2 separate regions of the Homo sapiens genome follow, and region 2 is linked to region 1. The links are chromatin contacts, found by Hi-C or POLR2A ChIA-PET in ENCODE. All regions are on one chromosome and are shown on one strand. The core of a region is the stretch at or near the end of the contact, and the rest is flanking DNA. Distances in the headings are between cores, read along the strand shown. Region 1 overlaps CBL (Cbl proto-oncogene). Region 2 overlaps ARHGEF12 (Rho guanine nucleotide exchange factor 12).

Region 1 (4,289 bases), core at 1,790-4,289:
TAATTAGAATCTGTTTGGTGAGTTGAAAGGTAAGTTGGCTCAGAGTTGCACAGTAGGGCATTAAATGTTTAAGCAAAGCATCTGCCCACACTCCCCTTTCCAATCTAGTGCCTTCCTTGAACTTTTTCCTGAGCTGCTACGTCCCTAATCCCCCTTGTTGGGAGGATTTTCGTATCACCCTTATGGGACCTGTCACCATGTCCTGTACTATTTGGAATTGGTTTTCCAGTCTTTCAACAACCGTTGTGGCTAACTATGTTTTAGAAGGGCTGGAGGTGTGGGCCCTGTCTTCGGGTCTCAGGACCCAAAGATCCTTTAGTCAGTTGTTGGGTCTTCCAAGAGCCAGACATTAATACAGATTGAACTCCATCAGTCCCCTAATTGTCAGCCTTTACCTCCCTCCCAGAGCAAGGAGTTTAGGGATTCTAAAGCTTAGTGTCCACACATCATTCTACCAGACCTTAGAGCTTTAGAAGCTCAATCTAAAATACTGTAACTCAGCATAAACTATTACTATCACTCCTTTGAACTCAGTCTCCATGAGCAGTGTTTTGTTGGAAATACATAGAACGGCTTAATGCCTAGAGGGTGGTGGATAGTGAAGGACGGTCAAGGTTATATTTTTGACTGCTTAGGGATTCTTTGGATCCAAGAAACAGAAATGTTCAAGCGGAATAAAGGAGGGAGTGGAGTTGTGGTAAGGATGCAGGGTATTTCGCAGAACCCAGGACGGGAAGTGCCTTTGGTTCTTGGGTGGAGCTGGAACTGCAGAGCTTTGCACCTAGTCCTTTCTCCCGCTTCACAGTCTGCTTATGGTATATGTGGCCCCCAAATAGGCACTCTAGTCCTCAAGTCTACACCACCTTCCAACTCTGGGGATCACCATGAACAAATTCTCAATTTCCCATACTTAATTTTTTTTTTTTTTGAGATGGAGTCTCGCTGTGTCGCCCAGGCTGGAGTGCAGTGGTGCAGTCTCAACTCACCACAACCTCTGCCTCCCAGGTTCAAGCAGTTCTCTGCCTCAACCTCCCGAGTAGCTGGGATTACAGGCGCCTGCCACCATGCCCAGCTAATGTTCATATTTTTAGTAGAGACAGGGTTTCACCGTCTTGGCTAGGCTGGTCTTGAACTCCTGACCCTCATGATCCACCCACCTCGGCCTCCCAAAGTGCTAAGATTACAGGCGTGAGCCACCGCGCCCGGCCCATACTTCGTATTCTTAAAAAAAACTACACTCAGCCCAGCACATTGATCAAGTATCTATCTCTGAGCAGTTGGCCTTGCCAGGGAGAGCAGAGATGTGGCAGGCTCCTTCAGCTGGAGACAGGGAGCTTCTCAGAGAAGTGAGCAGAGACTCCACAGACACCCTAAAAAGGCTTCTACTCAAGAAGTAAAGCCACTACTCCTGCCTTTTTGCTTAGTGGACAGGAAGGCACAGGAGTTTGTCTGGGACATCATAGAAATTCTTAGGTTTAACTTAATTCTGGTCATTGTCTTCTTTATTTCCTGTTTTTCTTCCCTTTGTCAGTCTTCGCATCCAAGATTTCTTCCCTCCCTCTTGTGGGCCAGCCTGTCCTGTTCCAGAGCTAGCCTGTTCCTGGGTAGCCTTCCTTAGCCTCCATTCAGCCTCAGGTCTTTTGCCTTCTTCCGTGTTTATTTAGAGAGCAGAATCTAATAACGGGTTCCACTGTAGCCACTATCCATGGACTTCTGGGTCCTCTTCAGGTTTGAGTGCTTGAAAATGTTCATTCTCTGGGCTTGTGGCCTGTCTCCTCCACTCTCCTCCTCACCCTCTCGCTCCTTCCTGTGTGAGGGCCGCTCTGCAGTAATGTTCTCAGGCAAGCCTTCCTAGGCACCTCAGAAACTACTTTGCCAGAGCCAGTAAGAATATATAATATTGGAGCAGTTGCCAGGATAGAAATTAAATATAGATTCCAGTTTAGGATAGAGTTTTTACCGAGAGCTCTTTAGACAGTATACCTGTGTCTTCTCTGGCAATTGCTTTCATTTTAGTCCTATATAAAAGCTTTCCTTTTCTGTTTTTTTTTAAAACTATGCTTTTGCTTGCCTAAATCTTTTGATCTTATATTTCTCTCATCTCAGAGCCTGTCCTGAGTTGTAAGGTATTTCATACTGCCTTACTTAAAAGTTTTTTAAACTACTAGAGTCATTTGATACACACAGAAGTTACCTAATAATCCAAAGATGTCCATCAAGGGAGGAAGGGTGGGTCATCAGACTTTGCCTTTGATGTTGTAGACTAGGCTCCTGAGTTAAGCAGCAGAGGGACAGCAGTGCCATGTGCCTTCACTGTGTCCCAGGAAATCTGGGTTGGTTCCAGTGGGAAATACCAGTATTTCTTGGTTCTGGAAAGTAGCAAAAGAGTAGGAGATGGGGAAATAGGGATGGGGAGAGCAAGCCCCGCATGTCCATGGCGAGTCAGGTGGGGAGCACGGGTGGAAGGGCCGGCTGTTGACAGACAGACTAAGCTGTGTGGTGCTCTTGCCGCCCCTTCCTGGGTACAGAGCTTGAGAAAAATGCAGCCGACCACTCCCTGTGTTTGTACAGAGCAAAGCCCAAAAGCCAACCTCAGATCTCCTGATTTGGCAGCTGAAGAAATCAGCAGAGTCCTGATTGCCTGATTCAGTCCCAAAAATGAATGTCAGGCCCCGCCCCCTCCCCACCAACATTGCCTCTCCTACATTCTCCTTCTGCCCCTAAATCAGACAGGAGGCCAGAGAGGAGTATTGCTCAATGCGTGCTATGTGCAACTCCTCAGGCCTTGTGCCACCTCCATGCTGAGCCCTGAAGCAGGGTGTCCTGGGTGCCTGTGTGTCAGCTCCCTCCTCTCTACCTACCTCTGACCTTCTTGTGGGTGAGGGTGGCCATGCTTATGGCCATCTTAAAACTGGAGAGGCAGAGAACTACTTATGAGTCTGTAGACCACGTGTTGTCTTCCATGGCCTGTTTCTCCTGCTGTCTGGGTGAGTGAGCCTGCAACGCAATGCCCATGAGAGTAAATGCCTCCTGACCTACCCTGCTCAGCACTGTTCTAGTGTCTTGGCCTTGAAAGAAAAGCCTGACTTCCTGCTGACACATGTGGTAGGGGCATGGCAGCTATGAGGCACCTCCTACGTCTGTTTTCTGGCTGTGGTGACTTGGGATTTTTAACCTTATATATCTTTTTCCTTTACTCAAAACAAAACAATTTTTAGCACACTGAAAAAAAAAAAAAGCCAAATGTTTTGTGCCTTTCTAAGGCAGCACTGTATCCCAGGCTGCATTTTAGGACTTAATATGGAAATACCAGAGTCTGAGCTCCTCTACCTTGAGTTTCATTAGTCCTTAGTGTCTAGGAGACAGGAAAGAATGCTCTCTGTGACTGGAGAGGTGACATGCAGGTGCAGTGTGTCTGGAGTCCCTTTCCCCTGCTGTGAGACTTCAGTGGAGGAGAGAAGCATTGTACCCTGGGATCATTTGGTTGGTTCCAATCACAAGCTTAGTTATCAGGTTGCATGCCTTGTCTCCTGCAAAAGACAGAATGTTTCACAATTCCCAGGTAAACTCTGGACCATTCCAAGTGTCCTAGCCTTCTGATGACATTAATTACCTAGTTGTGTCGAGGAGTATAGGATGGACTCTCCTGAGAAGGGGAGGTTGGTGGCTTTGTCTTTTCTTTTTGCTGGATCCTGAACTGGTCTAGACCTCCTGCCCCCACCCCCCAGCCCCCATCAGATGTGGCTGGCCTTTCATTTGAAGGCTTCAGACTTAAAGCATTAAGCAGCTAGTGCCCTCTGCAGGGCCTGGTTTCCCCAGGGAAGGGCAGCAAGGAACATGGGACCAGAAGCCTGTCCTCAGTAATGTGACTATAGTGAGCTTTAGCAAAAGTTTTTCTATATAATGACATCTTACTTATCTTTTACCCTTTCCTCAGTTTTCCCCTGCCTTTAACTAATAAAGAATTGGGAGACAGAAATTTTAAAGTCCTCCTTATTCAAGATTTTGAAATTCTTAGCCTGGGAGTGCTGGAGAGAACCTGATGCTTTCTCCAGAATGAAGAGTCCCAATTTGTATATCAGTGTTAAGAAGAAAACAAAACAAACACATAGGTGAGATTTTCGTGGACTATTTTAAAAATGTGTCATTAATATAAAAAATTTATATTAGCAGTATTTAATCATTCTCACCTGTAAAGAATAAGAAAAACAGAAGGTAAATATTCTTACAGAGAATAGCAGAGCTTTAAGATTCATTTTCATTTTAAGTCCATTTTATTTTGCCAGTGT
Region 2 (4,284 bases), core at 927-3,426, 1.0 Mb after region 1:
CATGACTGTATTCTCTCCCTTGAACAACTGTAACTAGAGCAAACCTCTTTGCCAATTTAACTGGCATACTAAAATAATGAAATTGTGAGAATTTCCTTTGAGATTAGTAACTGTACCATCCATATACAAAACACTATATTGCTTTGCTGAAACCTGAAAGTGAGCAAACTGATAGAAATGCATATAACAGGCCGGGCGTAGTGGCTCACGCCTGTAATCCCAGCACTTTGGGAGACCGAGGTGGGCGGTTCAGGAGGTCAGGAGATCAAGACCATTCTGGCTAACACGGTGAAACCCCGTCTCTGCTAAAAATAGAAAAAATTAGCCGAGTGTGGTGGCGGGTGCCTGTAGTCCCAGCTGCTGGGGAGGCTGAGGCAGGAGAATGGCATGAACCCAGGAGGTGGAGCTTGCAGTGAGCCGAGATCGCGCCACTGCACTCCAGCCTGGGCACAGAGCGAGACTCCGTCTCAAAAAAAAAAAAAAAAAAAACGAAATGGCGTATGTCATACTCCTAAATATATATATATATACAGTATTTAGCCTTGGACGTTAAAAAAATTAACAATGAATGGGGGAAGGCTTTATTTAAAGCTAAATTGTTAGCTAATACGTGAGTTCTTCAAGGGTATAAGAATAGTTCTTATTCATTTTTAAGTAATTATCGGTAGCCTTATTATATTTTTATTTTTTAATACTGAAAAGCAGAAGGAAGAAAAATAAATGGCCCAAATGATCCAACTACCCAGATGTTGCTGCTCAGGTTAAACGCACACACGCATACACACACAGAAAATTCAAATCATATAAAATGGTATAAAAAAAAGTATTCCTACACACCTGTTAGTTTTCATACCTTCTCCTCATAGGTAACAATAGTTAATTTTTTTGGTTTATCTTCTGAAACATTTAAAAATATATACCAGCCTATAATTTTATTTTTTGCACCTACTCCATAATAAGTGTATCTGTCTTCTTTTGCTAGGTTATGCTGCTGTAGCAACACTATCAAATTTCAGTGGCTTACAACACTGCTTTTCTTCTTGCTTATGCTACACCTTGTCAGCTGTGGATTGACTGCAGCATTGCTTCACGTTTCTTATTTTGGAACCCTGGCTCAAGGAGCATCCCCTGTCTGGGCTGTGCCATTATTGTGGATGAGGGAGAGAGCAAGAAAACAGATGCAGACATACAATGGCTCTTAAAGCTTTCACTCAGTCATGTTGTATGTCACATCAGCTCACATGTCAGTGGCCAAAGCAAGTCATATGGTCAGAGCTCACTGTCAGTGGGGTAAGGATGTATAGTCCTTCCACAGGTGGCATTGCAAGTTGCATGATAACAGATAAGGCTGTATAATCCTCTTAAGGAAAGTGGAGGTTAAATAATTTGGAACAATAAATAATATAGTCTACATCAACAAGTTCAGTAAATGCTTGTTAAATGGGTTATTTGGAGTCTATGAAAGTTTCTTTTTTTTTAGTGGGAAATTCAAACATAAACAGAAGTACAGAGAATGGTATGATGAACCTCCCTTGTTCCCTTTATTACTCCAGCAGTTAATGTACGGACAATCTTGGTTTATCTGTTTTCTTTCCCCCCTTCTCACTAGATTATTTTGAAGCAGTTTTTGGATATCATAATTTCACTTACAAGTATTTCACTAAGTATTTTTAAGAGATAAAGTCTGAACGTGTGACTTCTCATAGTAAATTATTACTGTCTGATAGGGTGAGGTAATAGTACTATATAGACTGACAGGTGTCAAGCAGCAGAGCACGTTCATAGAGCGTATCTAGAATTTGACAGCCTGAACTTGTTTTGATTTCATTTTGAGTATTTCTGGAGGAGGCTTACAACAGAATGCCATCTACTTTTCCAGCCTCTCCCTTTCTTTCTTTCTTTCCTTCCTTCCTTCCTTCCTTCCTTCCTTCCTTCCTTCCTTCCTTCCTTCCTTTCTTTCTTTCTTTCTTTCTCTTTCTTTTTCTTTCTTTCTTTCTCTCTGTCTCTCTCTGTTTCTCTCTCTCTCTCTCTCTCTGTCTGTGTGTGTGTGTGTGTGTGTGTGTGTGTGTGTGTGTAGCAGAAGCAGGTAATTAACCTCTGGAAAAAATAACATTGCAACAGATTTGATTTGCAGAGGTTTCATTTCTCACTGAGCCTCTGTTGGAATGATGCCAGTTGAAAGGAATCCCAGCTCTTAATGGCTCCAAGTCTTCTGGGAGCTCTCAGTGATGTTATTTTCTTTGGAGAAGAACATCAGAATCATTTATAAAAATCCTGTGTTCACCCATGCCATTTGCTCTGTGGAGAAAGGATCTATCATATCTTTAAGATGATCTCTAAGATGATATAAAAGTAAAGAAATTCATCTATCTAATTTTAGTTTAGAAATCATTAATGCCAATTTCAGCTGCTCAGGTTAGTTTGTCTTGAAGGCCTGAAAGCCTCCATTTTGATTCAAGATGTCGTAGATTTTATGAGCATTCAGTATAACCAGTAAGTTTGTCATTTCCATGGTTGTAGGGAATATGAGACATTCTGTTATGGATCTAGGATTACCGTTTCACAGGACATTCTTTTTTTGGGGGGATTGTTAGGTAATAAACAGTGGGACACAAAATAAACAGATATAATCTCTTCAGTTTGTAGATTTTCAGGTGACAATGAGGTGGCAGAAGAGGATTTGTGCAGATTAGGAAATAAATAATTATTGTATATAACATGATGGAAATATTTTAGTATAGTACCACTATCAAATTAATTTTGTTTCCTTAACTAGCTTCTTTCATTGTGTACAGAGACACTTATATTAAAGTAGTCTTTATAGATATCCAGTTAGCTTTAGTTTTTTCTAATTACATTATATTGCTAGTCTCATTTCAGAGTCCATGTAGGAACTACAGTAGAAAAGTAGCTATCATTGGCTTGTAAATAAAATTACTTAATTTTGAGTTTTTCTTGGGAAGGAAAAACCAGTTTTACAGAATTAGTGGAGTTGATTCTGGTTTTGGTTACTTGTGACAATATAGTCTATTTAAAATATAAATAAATAAAAATTTGCCCAAGAAGAATAAGTTTGACTTGCCATGATTCATACTGTTTTTCTGTTGTTGTATCACAATTGAGAACATTAGTTTCAGAGGTAATAGTTTGTCAGTATGGGTCGAGTAGCTCTAATCCAAAAATCCAAAATCAGAAATGCTTCAAAATCTGAAACTTTTTGGGTGCCATGTGCCACAGGTGGAAAATTCTACACGTAAGTACATAATACAAACTTTGTTTCATGCACAAAATTATTTACAGTAGTGTATAAAATTACCGTTAGGCGGGGGCCAGGCATGGTGGCTCAAGCCTGTAATCCCAGCACTTTGGGAAGTCGAGGCAGGCGGATCACCTGAGGTTGGGAGTTTGAGACCAGCCTGAACAACATGGAGAAACCCCATCTCTACTAAAAATACAAAATTAGCTGGGCATGGTGGCACATGCCTGTAATTCCAGCTACTCGGGAGGCTGAGGCAGGAGAATCGCTTGAACCAGGGAGGTGGAGGTTCAAGCGAGCCAAGATCATGCCACTGCACTCCAGCCTGGAAAACAAGAGCAAAACACCGTCTCAAAAAAAATAATAATAAAAAATTACCTTCAGGCTGTGCATATAGAGTGTACGTGAAACATTAATGAATTCTGTGTTTAGACTTGGGTCCCATTCCCAAGATATCTTACTATGTATATGTAAATGTTCCAAAACACAAAAAAATTCAAAATGAAACACTTCTGGCCCCAAGCATTTTGGGTAAGGGATACCCAATGTGTACCTTTGTTAGGATAATATACTTGTACCTTGGTTGTATTTTAGTTGCAATTGTTAGTTGCACAATTTGGGGGAATGTTTGAGGTCTCTATAGTAGTTACTGTATTTACCAGGAAGCCCTGCATGATTAGAATTCTTGAGACAGTGTATAAAGTTAAATTGGGTGTGTTGCCTGGATGTGAACAGTAAAAAAGGAGAAGCTTCTCACCATACAATTATAGCTTAAAAGGAACCAGGTACAATTCTGTTTCCAAAAATAGAAAGTAAGTCAAATATTATATGGATATGTAATAGTAATTATATTAATTTTGACTCCCTGGCCGACTTTTTTTTTGAAGCTATCATTTTTTGTCAGAGATAAAAAGTAGCTTTTAAAGGAAAAGATATCTCAGCCCTTAATTATGTGTGTGTGTATGTGTGTGTATGTATTTATTTATATATTTTAGCCCTTGTAAGAGAGGAGCAGTGGAAGGGAACTG

The links. Hi-C counts contacts between places; a loop is a spot of excess contacts on that map. ChIA-PET counts read pairs that join two places held with the same protein, here RNA polymerase II (POLR2A). Pooled maps may share reads with other maps.
Region 2: a map of gastrocnemius medialis shows a loop between it and region 1 (4-fold over the local background). The contact joins two enhancer-like sites. A Hi-C loop is called at or near these places in 1 of 168 maps with a recorded cell type or tissue (gastrocnemius medialis) and 1 of 50 pooled maps. POLR2A ChIA-PET finds 5 or more read pairs at or near these places in 1 of 52 experiments (PC-9).

Annotation. Positions count from the first base shown.
Region 1 is chr11:119,303,717-119,308,005 of GRCh38, forward strand. It overlaps CBL (Cbl proto-oncogene), which reads left to right. Exons shown (of 16, transcript NM_005188.4): 16 at 1-4,289. Among named protein-coding and RNA genes, the nearest start is that of MIR6756, 7.2 kb to the right of the region's middle. RefSeq lists an enhancer at 2,772-3,517. Within about 2 kb of position 3,040, at least 10 of the 41 ENCODE cell types and tissues checked have a DNase peak (open chromatin) inside an H3K27ac peak, as active enhancers do; they include gastrocnemius medialis, where a contact is called at or near this core.
Region 2 is chr11:120,345,233-120,349,516 of GRCh38, forward strand. The region is part of intron 1 of ARHGEF12 (Rho guanine nucleotide exchange factor 12); the gene reads left to right. Among named protein-coding and RNA genes, the nearest start is that of ARHGEF12, 11 kb to the left of the region's middle. Within about 2 kb of position 2,177, at least 5 of the 41 ENCODE cell types and tissues checked have a DNase peak (open chromatin) inside an H3K27ac peak, as active enhancers do; they include gastrocnemius medialis, where a contact is called at or near this core.